2 separate regions of the Homo sapiens genome follow, and region 2 is linked to region 1. Evidence: chromatin contacts called from ENCODE Hi-C or POLR2A ChIA-PET data. All regions are on one chromosome and are shown on one strand. The core of a region is the stretch at or near the end of the contact, and the rest is flanking DNA. Distances in the headings are between cores, read along the strand shown. Region 1 overlaps AFAP1L2 (actin filament associated protein 1 like 2). Region 2 overlaps AFAP1L2 (actin filament associated protein 1 like 2).

What was found. Hi-C counts contacts between places; a loop is a spot of excess contacts on that map. ChIA-PET counts read pairs that join two places held with the same protein, here RNA polymerase II (POLR2A). Pooled maps may share reads with other maps.
Region 2: a loop to region 1 is called in a pooled map, with 4 times the contacts of the local background. The contact joins two enhancer-like sites. A Hi-C loop is called at or near these places in 4 of 168 maps with a recorded cell type or tissue (CD4-positive, alpha-beta T cell, Caco-2, PC-9 and 1 more) and 5 of 50 pooled maps. POLR2A ChIA-PET finds 5 or more read pairs at or near these places in 4 of 52 experiments (OCI-LY7, PC-9, activated B cell and 1 more).

What each region holds. Positions count from the first base shown.
Region 1 is chr10:114,300,792-114,305,937 of GRCh38, reverse strand. AFAP1L2 (actin filament associated protein 1 like 2) reads left to right here. Exons shown (of 19, transcript NM_001001936.3): 11 at 1,008-1,219; 12 at 3,454-3,599; 13 at 4,473-4,584. Among named protein-coding and RNA genes, the nearest start is that of VWA2, 64 kb to the right of the region's middle. RefSeq lists a silencer at 920-969. Within about 2 kb of position 1,862, at least 18 of the 41 ENCODE cell types and tissues checked have a DNase peak (open chromatin) inside an H3K27ac peak, as active enhancers do.
Region 2 is chr10:114,334,142-114,339,287 of GRCh38, reverse strand. The region is part of intron 2 of AFAP1L2 (actin filament associated protein 1 like 2); the gene reads left to right. Among named protein-coding and RNA genes, the nearest start is that of AFAP1L2, 68 kb to the left of the region's middle. RefSeq lists enhancers at 561-1,464, 837-2,036. Within about 2 kb of position 2,272, at least 3 of the 41 ENCODE cell types and tissues checked have a DNase peak (open chromatin) inside an H3K27ac peak, as active enhancers do.

The DNA of each region.
Region 1 (5,146 bases), core at 613-3,112:
AGCCCCGTCCCCTCCTGCACCTGTGTCCCCTCCTGCACCCGCGTCCCCTCCTGCCCCTGCGCCCCCTCCTGCACCCGCGTCCCCTCCTGCACCCGCGTCCCCTCCTGGATCTGCCTCCCCTCCTGCAGCCCCGACGCCTCCTGCATCTGCGTCCCCTCCTGCAGCCCCGACCAGTCCTGTACGTGCACCCCCTCCTGCATCTGCATCTCCTCCTGTAGCCCCGTCCCCTCCAGCCCCGCTCCCTCCTGCAGCCCCGTCCCCTCCTGCACCTGCATCCCCTCCTGCATCTGCATCTCCTCCTGCATCTGCATCCCCTCCTGCATCTGCATCTCCTTCTGCAGCCCCGTCGCCTCCTGCATCTGCGCCCCCTCCTGCATCTGTGTCCCCTCCTGCAGCCCCAACCCCTCCTGTACCTGCACCCCCTCCTGCATCTCCTCCTGCAGCCCCGTCCCCTCCTGCATCTGCGTCCCCTCCTGCACCTGCGTCCCCTCCTGCATCTGCGTCCCCTCCTGCATCTGCATCTCCTTCTGCAGCGCCGTCCCCTCCTGCAGCCCCGCTCTCTCCTGCAGCCCCGCTCCCTCCTGCAGCCCAGTCCCCTCCTGCATCCGCGACCCCTCCTGCAGCTCCGTCCCCTCCTGCGTCCGCATCCCCTCCTGCATCCGCGTGCCCTCCCACATCCACGTCTCCTCCCGCAGCCCCGCCCCCTCCTTTATCTGCATGCCCTCCCGCAGCCCCGCCCCCTCCTTCATCTGCGTCCCCTCCTGCAGCCCAGTCCCCTCCTGCAGCCCAGTCCCCTCCTGCATCTGCGTCCCCTCCTGCAGCCCGGTCCCCTCCTGCATCTGCGTCCCCTCCTGGAGCCCAGTCCCCTCTTGCATCCGCATCCGCTTCCCCTCCCGCAGCCCCGCCCCCTCCTGCATCTGTGTGCCCTCCCGAAGCCCCGCCCCCTCCTGCATCTGCGTCCCCTCCTGCAGCCCTGTCCCCTCCTGCATCTGCACTTCCTCCTGCAGGTTACCTGAACGTGCTGGTGAACAGCCAGTGGAAGTCTCGCTGGTGCTCTGTCAGGGACAATCACCTGCACTTCTACCAGGACCGGAACCGGAGCAAGGTGGCCCAGCAACCCCTCAGCCTGGTGGGCTGCGAGGTGGTCCCAGACCCCAGCCCCGACCACCTCTACTCCTTCCGCATCCTCCACAAGGGCGAGGAGCTGGCCAAGCTTGAGGTACCGCCGGCCTGCAGGGGGAGCAGGGCCAGCCAGGGTGTGGCGGTGGTGGCTGTTTGCTGCCAGTCTCCAGGACTGTAATGCTACTAAGGGAGAATCAATGTCCCCGCGTGTTATTTTTACTTCGTTTGCCTGAGATTGTTTGCATTTTTAAAAATTTCCATTCCTTTTCTGACCTCAGAGTAGTTGCGTTATAAGAGTGGAACCATGCGCTACTTCCTGCACTTAGGGCAGAAGGAGTATTTTTAGTTCTCTGAGCTACTGGAAAAGCTGCTGGGGATTCAAAGTGGGTGTTGTTTTGTTTGGGTATCACCAGCTGGGAGAGCCTCTAGGCCCAGTACGTAAAAACCACACTGTTAGAGCTTATCTGGGGGAAAAAATTCGCTTTGTGATACAATTACATTCCTCTCGCTCCCCATCCTCCCTTTGATGTGATGTTACGTTTACAAAAATAAGAAGTGACATAACGCTTTGCAAGCTGCGGCAGGCGGAGACCGAGTCCCTTCCACGCATGGAAGCACACACTTGCCCGTGAATGTCCGTTCACTTAGTCTTTGATGTGGAGGTCCTCATCCAAACTTTGCTCCAATCCTGCCCTCTGGTGGCTGAAAGACCCACATCGCAATTGCTTCCCAGGGTCCAGCTTGTAGCTTATATTCATCCATTCAGAGGTTCCCCATCAACAGACATCTTCTCAGCACAGGAATATGGTGGACAAGAGCAATATGGACTCCGTCCTTGTGGCACTTACATCCTAGTTTGGGAGTGTGATGTTATTCAGCAAATTACCCAGCCAATCGCTGGGCTACAATGGCTGGAAAGAAGTGGGGAGGGTGCTATAGACTTGTACTGGGGTCTGGGTGACAGGCTGGAGCGGGAGGGACAGGGCTTGATCCTAGGAGCAACGGAGCCCTGATGGCTTTCAGGGGAGGGCGGCAAGCTCAGATCGGGGTTTTGAGATGCTTCCTCCAGCTACTGGGGTGGGAGTGGATCGGAGGGGGCAAGAAGGGACCTGCTAGGAAGCTGTCGCAGCTGTCCAGGGCAGAGACGCAGCCTGGACTAGGGGAGGCCCATGAAAAGCTGTATTTAGAATCCAGTTGAAACTAAGTGGGGGCCGGGCATGATGGCCCACGCCTGTAACCCCAGCACTTTGGGAGGCTGAGGCAGGTGGATCACCCGAGGTCAGGAGTTTGAAACCAGCCTGGCCAACATGGTGAAACCCTGTCTCTACTAAAATACAAAAATTAGCTGGGTGTGGTGGTGGGCGCCTGTAGTCCCAGCTACTTGGGAGGCTGACACAGGAGAATTGCTTGAAGCCGGGAGGCAGAGGCTACAGTGAGCCAAGATCCCACCGCTGCACTCCAGCCTGGGCGACAGAACAAGATTCTGTCTTTAAAATAAAAAAAAACTGGGAAAAGGAAACCAACTAAATGTCAAATTCTGCTCATCACGGCCTCTTTGATGAAGAGAATGTAGCAGCAAACGTGATGGAGCTATGGGTTATACCAAAGGGGGCTGATTTTCCTCATCAAAATAAACCTATAGCTTTGATTAAATGGGCAGTTTTTTCTCATTATAAAGGTAAGAAACAGTGTGGACATTTTAATTGAGGTACCCAATGGATGCATTTGATTAGAATGCATTGTCCCCTGGAAAAAAAAATACCAAATTCACTGGGATTTTGATGATGATTTAGCAGCTGAGCTAGTGTAAGGTATTTAAAAGATGTCCCGACTTTACTGAAGCCATGAACAAAATAAATTTGAATGTTGTTATTTCTTGGGGATCCAGGAAGTCTTGTTGTATATGGGATTGGGGGAATGACATGCATTGTTCATAAAATACAAGTGTCAACTTAAAAGACATACAATTTTTTAATCATTTTAAAAACTATTAATTAACAGGTGGTCACTAACAGTTTTTAATAGTGACCACCTGGTGATAAGTTTTCACCTCCTAGAAACACAATGTATATACATCTCATATGGCCCTTGGGACAAAAGTCCACAGCATTATTGAGGTGGCATCAAGATGTCACTGACGACAGGAAATATTATCTGGGGCCACTGGGGGGTGGGATAGGCTGGTGAACAGGAGAAGCACAGCCCCGGGCTGTTACAGAGGCTTTCGTGGGCAGGCTCAGGGGTAGGGGTACGGTCATGGCCTGGTGGGGAGGGGCTGGCACCAGGCAGCACTGCCTGGCCCTGCTTATGTCTCTCTTGGCCTCGTTCCAGGCCAAGTCTTCCGAGGAAATGGGCCACTGGCTGGGTCTCCTGCTCTCTGAGTCAGGCTCCAAGACAGACCCAGAAGAGTTCACCTACGACTATGTGGATGCCGATAGGGTCTCCTGTATTGTGAGTGCGGCCAAAAACTCTCTCTTGTGAGTAATTTGGACCCTTCCTCCGTACACTCTCTTATTCCTGGCCATGCTGTAGGCCCTGGGTCAGCCAGAGTCAGGGGCAGCAGGGAGCACAGGGTCCCACCCCACTCTGCCCAGCAGCAGGAAAATGTGAAGCCAAGGAGTAGCCCTCAGGGAGGCCCGGCCAAGAGCCAGGAGCTGAGCTAAGAGCAAGGAGCCGAGCCAGGCTTCGGGCCCCGGGGGCAGCTTTGGCATCCTCAGAGGCAGTTAGACTCTCCAGCTCCTCCAGGCAGAGCTGTCACCTTTCCTGACCTCCTACTTGTCCTTCTGGTGAATCCCTCACTGGGTCTCCAGCACACCCTGGAGAAAAGCAGGTCAGGGGGTGGTGCTTCTGTTTCCAGATGAGCAAACTAGGGCTGAGGGAGAGGGCGTTCTCTGGTCAGGGTGGTAGAGCCAGTCTCGTGGAAGCCGGCTGAGCCACTGAAACAGAATCAGTTTTCTCATGGACCAAACGGGGATAGTGTCTGGCCTGCGCCACCCCAAGTGTATTGTGAAGATGAAATGAGAAGGGGTTTTTTGTTGTGGTTGCTGGAAGGAGATCCTAGAAGGGAGGAATGGGGGAGAAGATGGCAAAGGGATCCTAGGACGAGGCGTATGGGCAAGGGAAGCTTGTCTTTCTGGGAGGAAAATCTCGAACCAAGAATTTCAGGAAGAAGGCACTGGGAAAAGAGGGAGGAGGTGCCCTCAGATCCATGGAGGTGAGTGTCAGCCCCCAGATCTCTTGTGTGGCCACCACTTTCACGGCAACCACTCCTCACTGGGAATCCTTGGAGTCTGGTGCTTTCACCACCCTGCCCCGGCTGCTTCATGTGTGCCACCTCGCCCTGTTTCCAGACTGATGCAGAGAAAGTTCTCAGAGCCCAACACTTACATCGATGGCCTGCCTAGCCAGGACCGCCAGGAGGAGCTGTATGACGACGTGGACCTGTCAGAGCTCACAGCTGCGGTAAGGACCCGGCCAGGCAGTGGCCTGGGCCTCTCCAGGCCCTCCTCCTACCAACCTCAACACCTGGATGCCAGAGATCATTAGAGTATCCCTGAGATGAGATGAGTGGGTTCTGAGTCACCTACCAGGCCAGTAGTGCAGACACCTAAGTGCAACAAGGCTGTCTCCTATATGTGAGGCTGTGCAGTTTGCTTGGCTTGGGGACTTATCTAGATGAAACACCGGTGAACCCCTCTCGTCAGGGCTAGGGGTGTGGTGGTGGGATTGGGAGTGGAGGTACCAGTAGGCTTCCAGGTCCAAATCGGTTGTTGAGTGGGATGATCACACCGATGGCAACTTCCACGTTTTGGGCACTGAACCCTGTGCTGAGCTGAGGACCTCCTGCAGATGATCTCCTTGAATCCTAACCACCTTATGGGAAGATGCTGCTCTTTTCCTCTTTACAGATGAGGAAATAAGGTTCAGGGAAGTTAAGTGCTCTGTCTGGGTCTTCCACCTCGAGTGACATATCTAGGACTCAGCCAGTGGCCCCCCCAGCAGGGAGGGAGATCTCTTGGAACAC
Region 2 (5,146 bases), core at 1,023-3,522, 33 kb before region 1:
TTTTTAGTAGAGACGGGGTTTCACCGTGGTCTTGATCTCCTGACCTCGTGATCCGCCCGCCTCGGCCTCCCAAAGTGCTGGGATTACAGGCGTGAGCCACCGCGCCCGGCCTAAGTGAAGTATTTTCAAAGCACTCTTCCATGCTGGTTGAAAGTAGAGATGGAATAATAAATTATAATAATAGCTAGGGCTTAATGAGCATTCCCATGAGCATATGTAATAACCCATTTCATCTTTAAGACATCCCTGTGAGGCTGGTGCTGTTGTTATAGAGGGGGAAACTGAGACCTGGAGAGTTTAACCTGCCCAATATTATACAACCCAAGGGAAAACATAGTTGGAAGACTTTGTAAATTACAGAACCCCGAGTCCATGATTTTTCTGTCTTTTTAAAATTGAGATCATTTACGTATAAAGTGCACATATGTGAAATAATTCAGTGAGTTTTGATAATTGTATACCCTTGCGTCCTGATCACCCAAAACAAGATATAGAACATTTCCATCCTCCAGAAAGTTCTGTCTTGGCCATTCCCAGCCGCCCAACACAAGCAACCATTGTGCTGGTTGATATTGCCTGTGCTGGAGCTCTGTATAAATGGATTCATACGATGTGTACTGTATGTCTGGCTTCTCTGGAGATTCATCCATGCTGTTGAGTGTGTCTGTAGTTTGTTCCTTTTATTGCTGAGTAGTATTCCATTCTGTGAATACATCACAATCTGTTTATCCTTTCACTTACTGATGGCCATTTGAGTTGTTCACAGATTTGAACTATTACGAAGGAGGCGGCTAGGAACATTCTTGAAAAAGTCGTCTTGTGGACATATGGTTTTATTTCTGGCAAATTCAGATTCTTTTAAAAAAGGAAAACCCTTTTTGTGAAGTCATAACAGTTGAGTTGATTTTTATGTCAGATGTTTGAGAACTGGAAATGCTGTTTGGGGACGGTCAGGGACCGTGCAAGGGCATCTAATCCATCTGCCTCCCAGCGGGAACAGGCCAAGTCCTGCCAGGGAAGGGAAGTCTCCACCTGCCCTGGCCATCACAGTCCAGAAATGCTTCTTTGTGTCCAACCTGAATCTGCCAGGCTACATTTCAAGGACTTTCCCCTTCCCTGTTCCCTGTGGAACTAGTTTCTATTCTCTGAATAAGCAGTCGTAAAGCCGAGGCATGTCGCTATATGCCCATCTGTCTTCTCTTCTGGAGGAATCATCTGCCTTAGCCTCTCATCAGAGGTGTTTTCTTTCAGACTTTGCAGCTTCCCATGCTCCTGAAGGCTTTGTAGGGAGCGTCCGCCCGCCTGCCGCCGGGAGTGCTGGTCAACAGCACATCAAAGCAGCCCATCGTGGGAACACAGATGGGAAATCTACATTACAAAGCGGGAAGGTTGGAGGGGGATGATTCACTCCATGAAGGATTCATCAGTGGAATCCTCTAAAAAGTACACTCCCCACACCACTTCCGATATGTTCCACCTTGAATGTTCAATGATAAGAAACACCTCTGTTGGGAACTGGAAACCACCTGTTTGTGATAAGTCTGACCCGTGGATCTTGGTGCTAACCACTCTGGCAGCGCCTCCTACATGTGGTCTCTTTTTTGAATTAACCTATGATGTGGCTTCCTGTAGGATGACCTTTTTGTTCTGCCCTTGATCGGCTCTTATAAAGTCAGGCCTTCCCCTCTCCGTGGACTCTGCAGCTCGTAGGGGGTGGGAAGCTGCTGAGAACTGGTCATGGGTTCCCCAAGGTGAATCACCTCCAGAGTGCCACCCATGCACAGCCACACTGAGGCCTGGGGCCTGCATTCTCAGAAGCGAAGCCCACTTGTTAATAGCCACTGTTTAACGGAACTTCCCTCCTGGTCCTCTTTGTACCCCTTAGACTGCAGAGTAGGTACAATAGCAGCCAACATTTATTGTGTACTTTCTGTGTCCCTGTACTTAATGCAGTAAATGACATGGATGACATCATTCATCCTTTATCCCAAAGTGTATTCCCTTTTTACCAACAAGGAAACCAAGCCTCTGAAAGTCACTTGCCTGAGGGCACACGGCTCTGAGGGCAGAGCCAGGGCTTGGGCCTGGACAGGTGGACCTAACCTTATCTCCCCCTGCTCCATTGCACTGCAGTTAACTGTCGTGTCGCACAGGACAGAATCGTAAACACACATACCGCACCTGAAATTACAGCATTCTTTCCCTCGGCCTCCCAGGCCCACCTCTACCCAAAACTTAGCTCAGCCTGTTGAGACTTGTAGGTGGAGGCGAGGTGATCATCTCAAGATAGCCGTGGTCCAACAGGCTGAGCTTCTGGGACTTCCACACATTTTGGGCAGGATGTGTATGTGTGCATTTACACTTCACAAAGGGAATTGCCTCTTTGAGTTTTCTGATCTTTGTTTCTTTTTTTCTCAGTGTAACACAAATTTTTCTACCCTCTTTGCTTTTTGTCTGGATGGAGAGGTCCAGGCATAGACTAAGATCTGTTTATTGAGGGCTTGGCTCCCTGTTGTCTATTCTAGCCTTCACCAGTGACAGCTGTGTCCCCACCACACCAGCCCCCACTCCTGCCTCACACTCCCACCCCCACCCTCAGAGGCTCCAGGGACATTTCAGTGGCTGCCCCTCTGATCAAAAGCACTTCAAATGTTCTGTATCCAGTGGTAGCAAAGAGGTTCATGTTCCTCCTCCCCACCCTATGCCAGTTCTCTGGGAAGGACCACCCTCTGCAGACCTCTAAGCACTTTGAGCTCATCTTCCCAACACCTTCAGGCCGTAGTCATTTCCCACCCACTGTGTAACGATCAGATTCAGGTATGTCTCTCCTGCCGGACTGTGGGGTTCACAAAGGCAGAGGTAACATCTGTTTTCTGCTGTATCCCCAACACTTAGCACAGTGCTGATGCTGAATGCACTTCGTCAGATAGTTGAGTGAATGATAGAAAGTTCTCTAGCCCAAGGCTGCCGCCTCCCAGACAGGACTGAGCAGTCTGGCCTGCCTGTCCGTGGCCTCCCAGTCTAGGGCCAGGTTTACTGTATTTTTCCCACAATTGCAGAAGGTCTTGGGAACTTCTTACTTACCAACCTGGAGAGTCCTAGATTAACAACCCTCTGAGAATCAAAACCAAGTCAGCCTCAGCCTGCAGCCCACCCGAGGTGGGCCGATGCACCCTCATGAAGTGGCCAGTGTGAGTTTTCTCTGCAACTTACAAATCATCATCTTAGAGAGAAAACACCTGCTCAGAATCCAACATTTAAAACAATAACATCTTGGCTTTTATTTTTTGTATAGGTATGTGAACTTAGTTAATGATATAAAAAAAAATGAACACTGAACACTATTTATGTTCTTCCAGTTCCTTTTCTGATCCTTATCAGCATTATCTGAATATTTTGGAGTAGCTGTGGTTTGCCTCTGTTTCTGCTTTACGTTATTTTTATATTTAGAATTGCTGCATGCACACATTTCCATGTGTTGACGATTCATATACTGTTTCTTTTTTTGCTATTCTGAAACATGATCTTATAATTAAACTCTAGGTCTTGGGTATCTTTGTAAACAGACACAGAGCTACCTTGCTAGTTTTCACGATTGGGTAGAGTTCAATGCTGGATGAATCCTAATGTTTAACCTATTGGTAGACATTTAAGTTGAATTTTTTTTTTTTTTTTGAGACGGAGTCTTGCTCTGTTGACCAGGCTGGAGTGCAGTGGCACTATCTCAGCTCACTGCAAGCTCTGCCTCCTGGGTTCATGCCATTCTCCTGCCTCAGCCTCCTGAGTAGCTGGGACTACAGGCGCCCACCACTACACCTGGCTAATTTTTTGTATTTTTTAGTAGAGATGGGGTTTCACCATGTTAGCCAGGATGGTCTCGATCTCCTGACCTCGTGATCCGCCCACCTTGGCCTCCCAAAGTGCTGGGATTACAGATGTGAGCCACCGTGCCCGGCCATATGTTGTATTCTTTTTTTAAAAAAAAAAATCATGCAGTATTGTAGTGAATGTCCTCAAATACAATTTTCTTTAAATGCTAGAGTTTATCTGTAGGATAAGTTTCTGGCAGTAGAAATGCTGGGTCAAAGAATATGAACACAAAAATGTATCCTCCAAAATCATCTCTAAAATGGCCATGCCAATTTATACCCTCTTCAGTAACCCATTTAGTTTTTAAAGGTGACTTGCTGTTATATATGTTGATGTGCCATGGTTTGTTACCATTTTCCTATTGTTGAGCCTTTGAGTCATGTCCCATGTTTTAAGCTGTCATTTTTCATCTTAGTTGTAAGGTTACCTTACCTTTCCAAACCCCCTAGTATCTGAGTTTTGTACTCTTGAGAACTGAAGAGTTTGGTTGAAACAGGCAGTATTTTGTCATGCAGACAAGAAAACGGAGGCACAAGGGTTAGGTGCTTTGCCCAGAATGATGCCGTTACGGCAAAGCTTTGGTTGAGACCCCGTCTCCTGCCTCTCCCTGCAGGGCACTTTTCCCCTCTGCCATGTGCTGGAGAAGGGACTGACCCAGCCCCCTCTGAGTCTCAGTGGGTGGGAATCTGTGAGTTCCGGTTCACTCCATTTGTACCTCATAGCTCCCACTATGCATCAACTGCATAAACTGCTGCAGTCCCTGGCACAGGGGTAACATTGCTGACTGGTCCTGGCAGGGCAAGGCACTAAGATGACAACCAGAGGTGCTCATCACTGAGGCTGTATCCAGCCCCCTCCTGTTCCTCTTGGCTCTCGGGTCCCTGCTTTTGCAGGCCTGTTGGCTGGAGTTTGGGCGGTCTGTGGTCGTGCAACAGAGTGACACTGAACTGCTTCCTTCGCCAGAGGTTAGAACTGGGTCCTTTGGCTCAGTAACGCGGTCTCTAACCACTGGAATTTATCAGCCACAAGTTTCTAGGAAATGCAAATTAAGGCTGCAGAAGAAATTCAAGAGGATTTTGATGAAGAGAAACACTAGAATGAGCTTCCTCTGAAGACTTCTGAAGAAAGGGTCCTTGGGGGATTGGAAATGGAGCAAGAGTTAGGAGGCCAGCTTTTCTCTGCCCAGGCAGGCATGGGAAAGGTGACTTAACCTGCACAGAAGTGGTTTTAAAGGAGGCATGGATTGTGCCACTGCAGGGTATAATCTATAGGGTAG